Linked DNA regions of Homo sapiens: region 1 is linked to region 2. A link is a loop called in an ENCODE intact Hi-C map of the cell type or tissue named here. Cell type or tissue: heart right ventricle. All regions are shown on one strand. Links, peaks and the distances in the headings refer to the core of each region. The heading gives the core; the rest is flanking DNA.

Evidence for each region. Hi-C counts contacts between places; a loop is a spot of excess contacts. Peaks named below come from ENCODE experiments on the same cell type or tissue, not always from the same donor. Only the 100,000 strongest peaks of a DNase experiment are listed, where the experiment ranks them.
Region 1: it touches region 2 in a loop (15-fold over the local background); 55 of 110 quality-filtered maps call a loop at or near these places.

Annotation. Positions count from the first base shown.
Region 1 is chr11:101,433,640-101,439,024 of GRCh38, forward strand. LOC124902737 (a long non-coding RNA gene) reads right to left here. Exons shown (of 3, transcript XR_007062861.1): 2 at 3,164-3,376; 3 at 1,087-2,743. Among named protein-coding and RNA genes, the nearest start is that of MIR3920, 84 kb to the right of the region's middle. In heart right ventricle, for the core only: a CTCF peak has its summit at 3,092 (motif pointing left); DNase peaks (open chromatin) are centred at 3,082 and 4,692.
Region 2 is chr11:100,977,897-100,983,281 of GRCh38, forward strand. ARHGAP42 (Rho GTPase activating protein 42) reads left to right here. Exons shown (of 24, transcript NM_152432.4): 22 at 1,091-1,153. Among named protein-coding and RNA genes, the nearest start is that of SNORD13I, 46 kb to the left of the region's middle. RefSeq lists enhancers at 273-841, 842-1,408. In heart right ventricle, for the core only: a CTCF peak has its summit at 2,465 (motif pointing right); no DNase peak of the experiment used is centred there.

The sequences.
Region 1 (5,385 bases), core at 102-5,101, 460 kb after region 2:
GACAAACCCAAGCAGGAAATACAGCCTAAGTCAAATTGAAAAGATTTAAGTGCTTGGCTAATACAGCAAATCCTAGGGATCTAGGATTCAGGGGACATTCCCTTATTGGTGGTTTTCTTACAATCTTGAGGCTCAGTCTGATGGTTGGACATAATTGAATGTTTAAATACTCCAGGGCTAACTCAATGAGCCTGGGAATATAAAGAGAACTGCTGTTGCACTGTGGAATATTCAGTTATTACATGCAATTTCTTTAAAAGTTCCCATGCATTTTCTTTACCACTGAGGATTTACTTCAATATTTATTTTTATTTATATATTTATTACTCCCTTCCACTGAAGATCTGAGGGCATAGATTTATTCCAAGAATATGAGCTCTTTCCAAATATACAAGACTAGTTTTCTATTCATTTGTTGTTCATTCTGCATTGGTTCCCCAAAAGTGAACCACATTGCTATTCCTATAGGGATAGGACATTGCAACTCCCTCTTTCCACTTAGTAATTTTTTTCCTGGAGAAGGATGACAGTGTCTACGAGGGAGGCCTGTTTGTTGTGGCATGTGGCATAACAGGGAGAAGGTCCATAAAGGGAGGAGTGATGGAAGGTGTGGTTAAGAAGGGATAAGGGGAAATGAGGACAGAATTAATGAGCATGTTAGGAACAAGAAGATGTCGGGAAACTCTGTGTATTTGACTTTCTGAAGTTCACAGTTTCAACACATGCGTTTGGCTTGGTTTAACTACATGGAGCTTTGATAATGCTCTTTTCCTAAGGGAAACACTGACACTTCAGGCTTGCAGAGACAAGCACAGTCTAGCTCAAGCTTGTCCAACCCACAGCCCACTGGCCACATGTGGCCCAGGATGCCTTTGCAGCCCAATGCAAATTTGTAAACTTTCTTAAAACATGAGATTTTTTTTTGCAATTTTTTTAGCTCATCAGCTACTGTTAGTGTTAGTGTATTCTGTGTGGAGCCCAAGACATTTCTTCTTCCAATGTGGCCCAGGGAAGCCAGAAGTTGGACACTCCTGCTCCAGCTGAATGCTTTTTGCAGGATCTTTTTTTTTTAAATGTCCAAAGGAAATAAAATAAAAAGCCCAGAATATTTTGTAAGACAAAAAATATATTACTGTAGTTGGAAGCCATGACCTAGGAAGGGGTGGGGGTCATGAGCAGGGCACCGGCTAGGGATCTGGTCACAGTAGCAAAGGTCTATCACTTGGCATGGGAGGTTTGGATAGGCAGAGAAGAAAGTCTCTCTATAAGGATGAGGTAGTCTTTTTACCCTTCAACACTTTTTAAATCACCTTACAGGAGGGAAGAATTTGAATTATGCATTGGAAAGTTGCATTCTTTAATATGGTCTCCTCATTTCTATGAATTGAGATGTTTTCTATGATTCTCCTTATTCTGTAGCAATAGAGGAAATCACTCCCTTATCTGTACTGCATCTTTGTAGCATTTGTGCATAGATCTGTTATCACAATTACCACCCTATTTGATTACTTATCTATCTTCTGTATTAAATGATTCTTGGAAGGACAGGGAGCATGCCACATTCTTCTCACTTGCTCGGTGCCCAGCATGGTGCCAAGTATTTAACAAGAACTAAAATAATGTTTTTGGACTTAATTGAAGGTGGCCACAGTGGGAGTGGGGAGAGATATGAAAGGTATAAAATCTACCTTGTTTTCAGAATCAGAAGGAAATTAAGGACGAGTTATTGGAATCATTAAGCTTCATTTTCCACCTGCAGCCACAAATCTGTTAACTACAGTTAAATTTGCACAGACATGCAAACATTAACCACATACCCTTCCTCCATTATAGCTCAGGCTGAAAACCAAGGCTCTATCATAGTTCACAGCCTGACCAAGCCAATCTGAGTTTGTACCAGCCACCAGCTGCTCCTCGTCCTTGTCAGACAGAAAAATAGATACATGACCTATAGCTGTCACAAATTACAGTGCTCATGCTACCCAGAATAGTACAAGCTGTTCTTTCTTTTCTCAACAGTCAATCAACCTAGATGTAGAAAACCCATTAGGGCATCTTTGCTGTGCTTTCCCCTGCCTCCTTCATCCTCTCATTGCATCCCCGCATGAAGAGCTCTAGGCTGAACTATTTCTTTTGCTAAGTTAATTAAGGCAGGGGACAGCCACTGCTGCTGGTGGGAGGCAGTTACACACATGAGCAGACTTTATCATTAATGTCTTCCCCTTAAACTGTTTCATACTCAATTTTCCTGGCTCAGTTTCATTTATTACTCATAATTAGAGCCAGCTCCTACTTACTCAATTCAGCAGGTACTTTTGAAGCGTTTATGGTGAGAGTAAGGCTGTGTCTGTAACCACTGGCAAGCAAAAGACACATGTAAACATCTTCTTTGCTTGATTTTCAGCATGCTCACTCCTGACACATACAAGCAGGGCAGCTCAAAACCGTGGCAGGATGGGTAGCTGGGGAATGTGCACATCACTTTGTTGCTGTTGGGGGTATTTAAGCAGGGGCTGCACTCGCACATTCAACCACTGTTTATTAAGTGCTTCCTGTGGACAGAAGTCCTTGTGTTGTCCACTGTTTAATAGGTCCAGCAAGGTGGCTGGATGAGAATTTAGGATGATGGTGGTGGTGGTGGTGGTTTGGGGACGGGGTTAGAAATCACTCTATGGCAGTTTAAACTCTGATTCTTCTGGTAGGGCTGGGCAAAGCTGCTTCTTCACAGACTAATCCTCTCTTCCTAAAAAAGAAAATTAAAGTTATTCAAAGCCAGACAGCAGGGACTATTGTGTGTCCTCCCAGGTCTCATTTAGTCATTGAAAAAACATTTTCTAGTGAGTTCAAAAAAATTACTTAAAGCCGGTTTCAAAGATACTAAGTTACCTGTATCCATAAAGCTCAGCTCCCTGTTTGCTTATAGGAAAATTTTTTTACTGATCTAAATTTTGTGGAAAGAAGATGCAGGAGCATTATGACCTGAGAAGTTTGGGACCTCTCGCCTGGACCTTTTCCTTTAGGCAAGAAAGGTGAGCCCCTTGGGCTTGCATGATTACATCTACAGGAAGGGACAATGGCACCCTCTGCTGGCTTACCTAGGTCAAGATGCTTTTTGCTTCTATCCTTCATTGGCAAATTGAAAGACAAATTGTTCTTTACCTACCTTCACTGCTGATAGACAGGAGCAACTTGACCTGACTTTGAAAATTACTTCAACACTCTTCCTCTTGAGAGAGCCTCTTCTTTTGCAATTACTCTACATGCTTGCATACATAAAGTACTGGCCTTGGTCTTAAAAGCGCTGGGTTTAGAATCCTGGTCTTCAGCAAGAACAATGATTGCTACTTCTCTTCTCTAAGATGCAAGATGGGGACTACTGTGAAAATTAAATTAGCAAATGTGTTAAGATAGAACATGACGTGCACCCAGAGAAAAATAAGATATATTAAAGAAGCATTGTTTAAGCATTCATCTACTTTTTTTTCACTATGAAGTACAATTTTAATAGTCAGATGGGATCCATATATATGAAAAAAGGGGTACAGTGATTATTATCAAATCTTTTTGTCTTCTCCACAAGGTACTGAGTCAAATGCTCTGCAAGGAAAAATAAAGAAATGCTATACATTTATCAGAACCTTCTGTATCCATCTTTGATCAGTTGCAGTGCTTATGCTCCAAGGTTTTCTTGCTAAAGAGCTAGTGTTTGTTTTAACCTATGTGATGAGGAAATATAAGAGAATTCAGAATAAACCAGCAACAAAACCGAGAGTCTCACCAGAACAGACCACTCTTTGTATGCTAGCTTTATGTTTTTGTGTCTTTGTAACCAAAAAAAAAAAAAAAAAATCAGTCTTTTTGTGTGTGTGAACTCTGGACATGGCAGTGCAAAATGGGCTCTCTCTCCATGACCTGAGCTTCTGTAGCCCTCTGCCCGTCGCAGCTCCTCTGAGTGACTGGCTTTCCTAGTGAGCTGTGATAGTGTGTGGAGTGAGTTGTTTTTCTTCTCAGAGTGGGAAATAAGTCCTTCCATTTTTGCAATGCTATAACATACGGATGCAACACCATTAAATGTGTGTAAATCATCCTCCATCCACAAACGTCAAACACAGTCAGGCGAATTAAGGCATTTTAACTCCAATACCTACTTCTTGCACTTTACTGTTATTTCCAAAAAGTTCTTACTTAAATCTTGATTCTACCACATATTAGCTATCTAACTTTGAGCCAGTTATTTGATCTGACTGAACTTGAATGTTGTCATCTCTGATAGAACAATATCTACACATAGGGTTGTCATATTCAATGAGATGAAGTAGATTGAAGACCTAGCACAGAATCTGCCATTTATGTCTGTTTAATAGATGACAGTTGTCATTGATTAATATTACTAAATCTTCTACAAGAATTAGGACTTTTACATAGTAAAAATTAAAAATAATGTTATTTATTAAAAATCTATTTTTAGATATATTTATGTTATATTTGAATATATTTATTTGCAAAACTCAAATATTGCAGCATCTCACTCACTGCTGGGGGAGATGACATGAAGGAATGACTTGTGTATGGCCCATGTGCAAGTCAAGGCCATAATTGCATTGGCTCTATGAATGGTCTTCAGGGCCCCATCTCCAATGCCATAGTTATGAGCAGGGTTATTAGAGGCTACCAGTTACTCATAAAACCAGTCTGTGTCACAGTGCTCCAGGCCTCCTGGCAGGCTGCTCCAGAGCTGGAGCACAAGCTGCTCCCTGCTGGCTGCTCCTTGCCTTGGAGACGGCCAACTGGCTAGCTATATGCATAAGCCTGAAACTGGACCCCTTCCTTACACCATACATGAAAATCAATTCAAGATGCATTAAAGACTTAAATGTAAAACCCAAAACTATAAAAAACCCAGGAAGACAACCTAGGCAATACCATTCTGGGTGTAGGCATGGGCAAAGATTTCATGATGAACATGCCAAAAGCAATTGCAACGAAAGCAAAAATTGATAAATGGGATCTAATTAAGCTAAAGAACTTCAGCACAGCAAAATAAACTATCAACAGAGTAAACAGACAACCTACAGAATGGGAGAAAACTTTTGCAAACTGTGCATCTGACAAAGGTCTAATATCCAGCATTTATAAGGAACTTAAGTTTACAAGAAAAAAACAACCCCACTAAAACGTGGGCAAAGGACATAAACAGGAACCCTCTCAAAGGAAGACATGCATGTGGCCAACAAACATATGAAAAAAAGCTCAATGTTACTGATTAGTAGGGAAATGCAAATCAAAACCACAATGAGATGCCATCTCACACCAGTCAGAATGGCTAATTATTAAAAAGTCAAAAAAATAACAGATGCTGGTGAGGTTGTGGAGAAAAAGGAACAC
Region 2 (5,385 bases), core at 77-5,076:
ACATTTTACTAAGCCTGTTTCTATAGGAACTGTGTCATAAATTCATTAGTTCATCCTTTTCTCTGACAGGAACCTTTTGGTTGCAGAGCATGTTCAATGTACCTTATCTCTTTTGGTTAGAAATCCAGTTACAGTGGTATAGGCAAATATATTTGTCAGTGTGTCTACTCCCCACTGTGTGTAGTTCTGCCCATTAAGGGAAAGAAATGTTAAGCCAATGTATTAGGGAAGATGAGAGAATATAAACTCCATTCTTGGTGGAGGAAAGAGAAGAGTTTCTCTTTTGTGATTGTACCCATAAAGTAGAAATTCAAATGATTAAAGTGTGTGTTCTATATTAGGTGTAAAATGATCTTTGAGATAATCAAATGGCTTGGCTCTGGGAGAAGAGTTTGTCAATTAAAGAAATAAGATAGATTTTTTAAAAATCTAGCTTAGAACATCAAGGAATTTTATAGAGTCTTCCAGTAAATATAGAAACTCTTTCAATTCTTTTTAGTCATACCTGATAGTCTTACCTGTTCAATTAGAACATATCCTCTCTGCCTTGCCCTCCATGATTTGAAACAAGATGTAAATCTACAGATTTGTTTATTGGCCATATTTTCAGAGTTTGCCCTTTTCACTTTACAGACATATGTTCACATATTAAAAAAATACATCAATAGTATTATAATTAGTGTTTTCTTAGCTAAAAGAATGAACAACAGTTCTTTTGTCATGTTGATTTGATTCTTTGCATCTTCACTCGTGGCTCCACAGGAGTCAATAGCCGTGCTGCTGGGAGCAGAGTAGAGAGAAAATGTTCCTTTTACTGCTCCCATGGTTTTCTGAGATAAAAAGGATGAGGATAGTAAGATCCCCAGAGGAAGTAGCTATTGGTTAATTACAGCCTGGTACTCTGTAAGCTGGAGGTTAGATCTAAAAATCTCATTGACATTAAAGGTTAAAACAATTAAAATTCCCTTCTAATTTTGGCAATGGTTCTCAACCATTTTTTGTCTTGTTTAACTGGCAATCATGAATTTCACTTTGAGCAGAACTGAATGTGATTGACTTCATGAAACTTGCATTTTAAATCATTTTTCAGAGTGGCAGCAAAAGCTCAACTGTTTGAAAATGTTGGTTCACCTAAACCAGTTTCTTCTGGGCGGTAAGTTCTCCAAACCCTTAAATGCATCTAAAAAAAAGTGGTGACATTGTTGCTTTGTATTGACATGACACTCTCTGTGACAGCTCCGCCTCTCCATTATGCAGATGGTCAAATTTAAGTCCACTGGCCCTTCACAGGAAGTCATGTCTGTAAACAGCATATATCATCTCACATTGTTATAGTGATGTCTCATTTGCTGAAATCTTCACAGTAGAAGGGCTCTAAACAAACACATTTCCTAGAAGATAAAAATTGCTATAATCCTTTATACATCTTTGATGACAGTCATTTTGGGACCACTTTTCAAAAGCATGTTCTTGATTTTTAAAAGTTATATAACTTTTTCTGGAGGAATCATCATGAATATCCATGGAAAAATATGGTTATCCTTAAGGATCTCAGAGATGTTGTAGAGTTAATTGCCCAAAGCGACTCTGTTTTTAGAGTACATAATTTCATTAGGGGTTCTCAGATTTTACATTCCATTCCATTATTAAAAGGATATGAGTTGTTACATCTTGCTTCTACTAATGTGCTTGCTTCTAAAGTTCCTACTTTACTCTTCTTGCTTTCAAATTTATTCTTGATCTACAGTGGGCTTCGGTTTTTAATTTGAATAATGGAATTTCATAAAGTCAGAGGCTTTTCATTATTTTTTTTTTTTACTATCAGCTGCTAGTACAGGTAGGAGACACTCAATGCCTATTGTTGAAAGAGCATATAAATGTGAGAACTTGAATAACAAACCTTGATTTTTCCTTTAGATGTACGAACACATTTTTGAGCATCCAATGTCTGGCTAATTGAGGCTGTGAAGGAAAGGAATCACAGATACTGTTGTATAGTTGTTGTATAGTTCCTCTAAAAGTTATTTAACCAAATAATTTTTATCAACCTGTAAAAGTATATGGACTTTTTCAGCAAACATTTATAAAGTACCTAGACAGTACTGGGCATGTGATAGTTATTAAGAATAACAATAACAATAACCTTCAAACTCTCTTTGGTTTTGTTCAAAGCCCAGTAAGGGCCCTCATGTATTAGGTTTTTTTAACTGCAGAGAGTAGAGCCACTTTGGTATCTTCCTAGAATAATGGTCAGTGCCTAGCATTTAAATAGCTGAGCCAAGAGCATGTGAACCTTACCTCTGTCAGCAGTGTCTTTATCTTCCTTTTGACCGAAGCATGGTGAAAACTAAGCCCCATGCATGTCACAGCAAACATCATTTCTCTGAGATTGTCTTGATTTTTAGGCTTTAGTGTAAGGGATTTAACCTTGCTACTTCTTCTGCCATGCTACGTAGTTGAATTGCTCACTAGATGGAGCCCTTTTATTAGGAAGCTCTAAAAAGTCAGCCTGTTAAGTAAAAACTCAGGTAATCATAATCAAAGAGGTAATCCCCGTAGAGCTTTAAGAAAACAAGCTATGGATGAAGTAAATCAGAAAGCTATCATATAATAAAAATACACTCAGATGTTCAACAGTCAAATCATACTTCTTTTTCTTCTTCTTTTTTTTTTTTTTTTTTTTTTTTTTTTTTGAGAAAGAGCCTCGCTCTGTCACCAGGCTGGAGTGCAGTGGTGCGATCTTGGCTCACTGCAGCCTCTGCCTCCCAGGTTCAAGTGATTCTCCTGCCTCAGCCTCCCGAGTAGCTGGGATTACAGGTGTGTGCCACCATGTGCAGCTAATTTTTGTAATTTTAGTAGAGACAGGGTTTCACCAGGTTGGCCAGGCTGGTCTTGAACTCCTGACCTCAGGTGATCCACCCGCCTCAGCCTCCCAAAGTGCTGGGATTACAGGCATGAGCCACTGCACCCAGCCAACTCATACTTCTTTAATATGTTTTTGCATTCTGAATACTCTAAATCAACTTTTAGTGGGGATCAGCATAAACTTAGAGCTCACTCAGCTCTACCTTCAGAGTTACAGTCTGTCAGTTCACAACACTTGTGATTTGTGTGACAACTTTTCACTGAGGCACAGGGGAACATGAATGAACTTTAGGTCAGACAGACCCTAGTTCAAATTTTTAGGTCACCACTTTCTAGTTCGTGTAACCTCAGAGTTACCAATGTTGGGGAATCTGTTTTCTTTATCCATACAATGAAGATCATAATTCTCAGCTTGCCACATTGTTGGGAATGTACACAATACTGTGTTTGAACATGACAGGTGCTCTGTAGATGGTTTCTACATTAATAACTATTATCATAATTATTGTTGAAACTGCTTGCCTAAGACACTCAAGCCTCTGATTAATATATTAGTGGTATTTAAACACTAACTCTTAACAGTTACCTGATATTCTTTTGTACTCTTAAATAAAACTGAATGACTCATAGAAGTTGAGGGAATTTCCCTGACCTTCTACAATGCCTGTCTCATTTTTGTTTTTTTCCTAAGGAGCTCAAGGTTACCCTTGAATTAGACCTTGAAAGAGATAGAACCAGTAGAGGCAGTAGGAAGACTAGCCATATTTTGGAAAGAGACCAGTTGGGAGATTTTAGTGGATGGCCTTGAGCCACGGAAAAGTAACCCCCCCAGCATTGCTGCAGGCACTGCAGGTCATTGAACACAGGGGTGATCTAATCTATGATGCACCAGAACAGATCATTTTCCAGCAGGTTGTGAAGGGGAGAGAACAGTCAACCATTTAGGATGGAACTGGTGAGATTTAAAAGGCCTTAATCAGGAGAGTAGCAAAGGGATGAAAAGCTATAAGGAGATTTTTATGAATAGGATCAGGATTGGGCAGCTGTTTTGATATTGGGAATCAGAGACAGGAAAAGAAGTTTCCAAGTCTCTGAGACAGTGTTGGAAAGAATGGTGGTTTAGCTTCTGATCTTAGCTTGTGCATATGTAGGAGGAAGGGAAAATTTTGGCCATAGGGTTTGAGGAGGCTGTGAGGGCCAATGAGAGGCAGTTAGAAAGGTGCAGCTGGAACCAGGAGACAGCATGGAGTTTGATGCCATTTAAGAAACTTCTACATAGCAATTACTCTGTATAGGTGAAGGTGAAGGTACCTAGCAAGGAGGCTTACTAAATGAAAAAGAACAAATGGCCAAGCATTGGTCTTTGGGGAATGGTTTTATTTAACGTTCAGACAGAGAAGAATGGACAGGATGAGAAGGCATGACCAACAGTGGTAGAAGCTGCAAAAAATGGTTTAGGAGATCAGGAGAGGACACTGGTTTTAACTCCTAAGACATCATTGGAGATCTGTAAGAAAGCAAGTTCACTGGAATGGGAGGGACCATGCTGCAAGACTTGTTAAAATGAAGATTCCAGGGTTTTGCCATAGACCTTATAAACCACAATGTCCAAGACTGAGGCCTCGGGAAGCTGCATTTTTGTCACCCTCCCCAAGTGATTCTTATGTACATGAAAGTTTGAGAACCTTTGGAATAGAGAAAAATGTCATAGTGCCCGGCACAGCCCTAAGCAGACATTGGTTATTTACAATTGTTTTCCTTAACCTATAAAATCCCTTTAAAAGCCAAATGTAGCTAGGCTGTGTCTTACCATTATAAAGGCATGTGGAAAATAGTATCCTTAAAACCTTCACCTGGGTCTCAGTTATACTCAGAGCAGAGATCCACTTTAAAGTAGTATAAACAGGCAAGCTATACAAATATGTTTTGAAGGCTGAATTGAGAATTAAGAGCATAAATTGAGAATTGAGTGTCTGGTTCATTGTAAACAATCAAATGTTTCTATTATCAAATTTTAAAAGACAAATATTTTGCTTAGAATTACAAAGGACAAAAAGCTCAACAAAGTTACCTTGCCCAGTGAGTTTGAGTTTTTAAAAGGCTATAAATCACTGGTTTAGAACACAGTTACATATGTAAGACACACATAAGATGCAGAAATCACCATAACACCCATAAGCAAAAAAATTTGTGATGTTTAAAATAATAATTTAATGATTTTCCTTTAGAAAATGTGAAAATTAATGAAGAAGTAAGTTAAAACCACTTATAATTTCATCACCTGAAGAAAACTGTTAAAATTTGGTGCACAGCCTTCTAATCTCATCCGTGGCAGTGGTTTCTCAAACTTCTTGATCTCACAACACCTTTATAAACTTAAAAGATCTTTAAGGATCCCCAAAGGGCTTCTGTTTTTATGGATTATATTTATTGATATTTACTGTATTGGAAATTCAAACATAACATTTTAAAATATGTATTTATTGAAAATAAGAATAAGCCTATTACATATTAGCACAA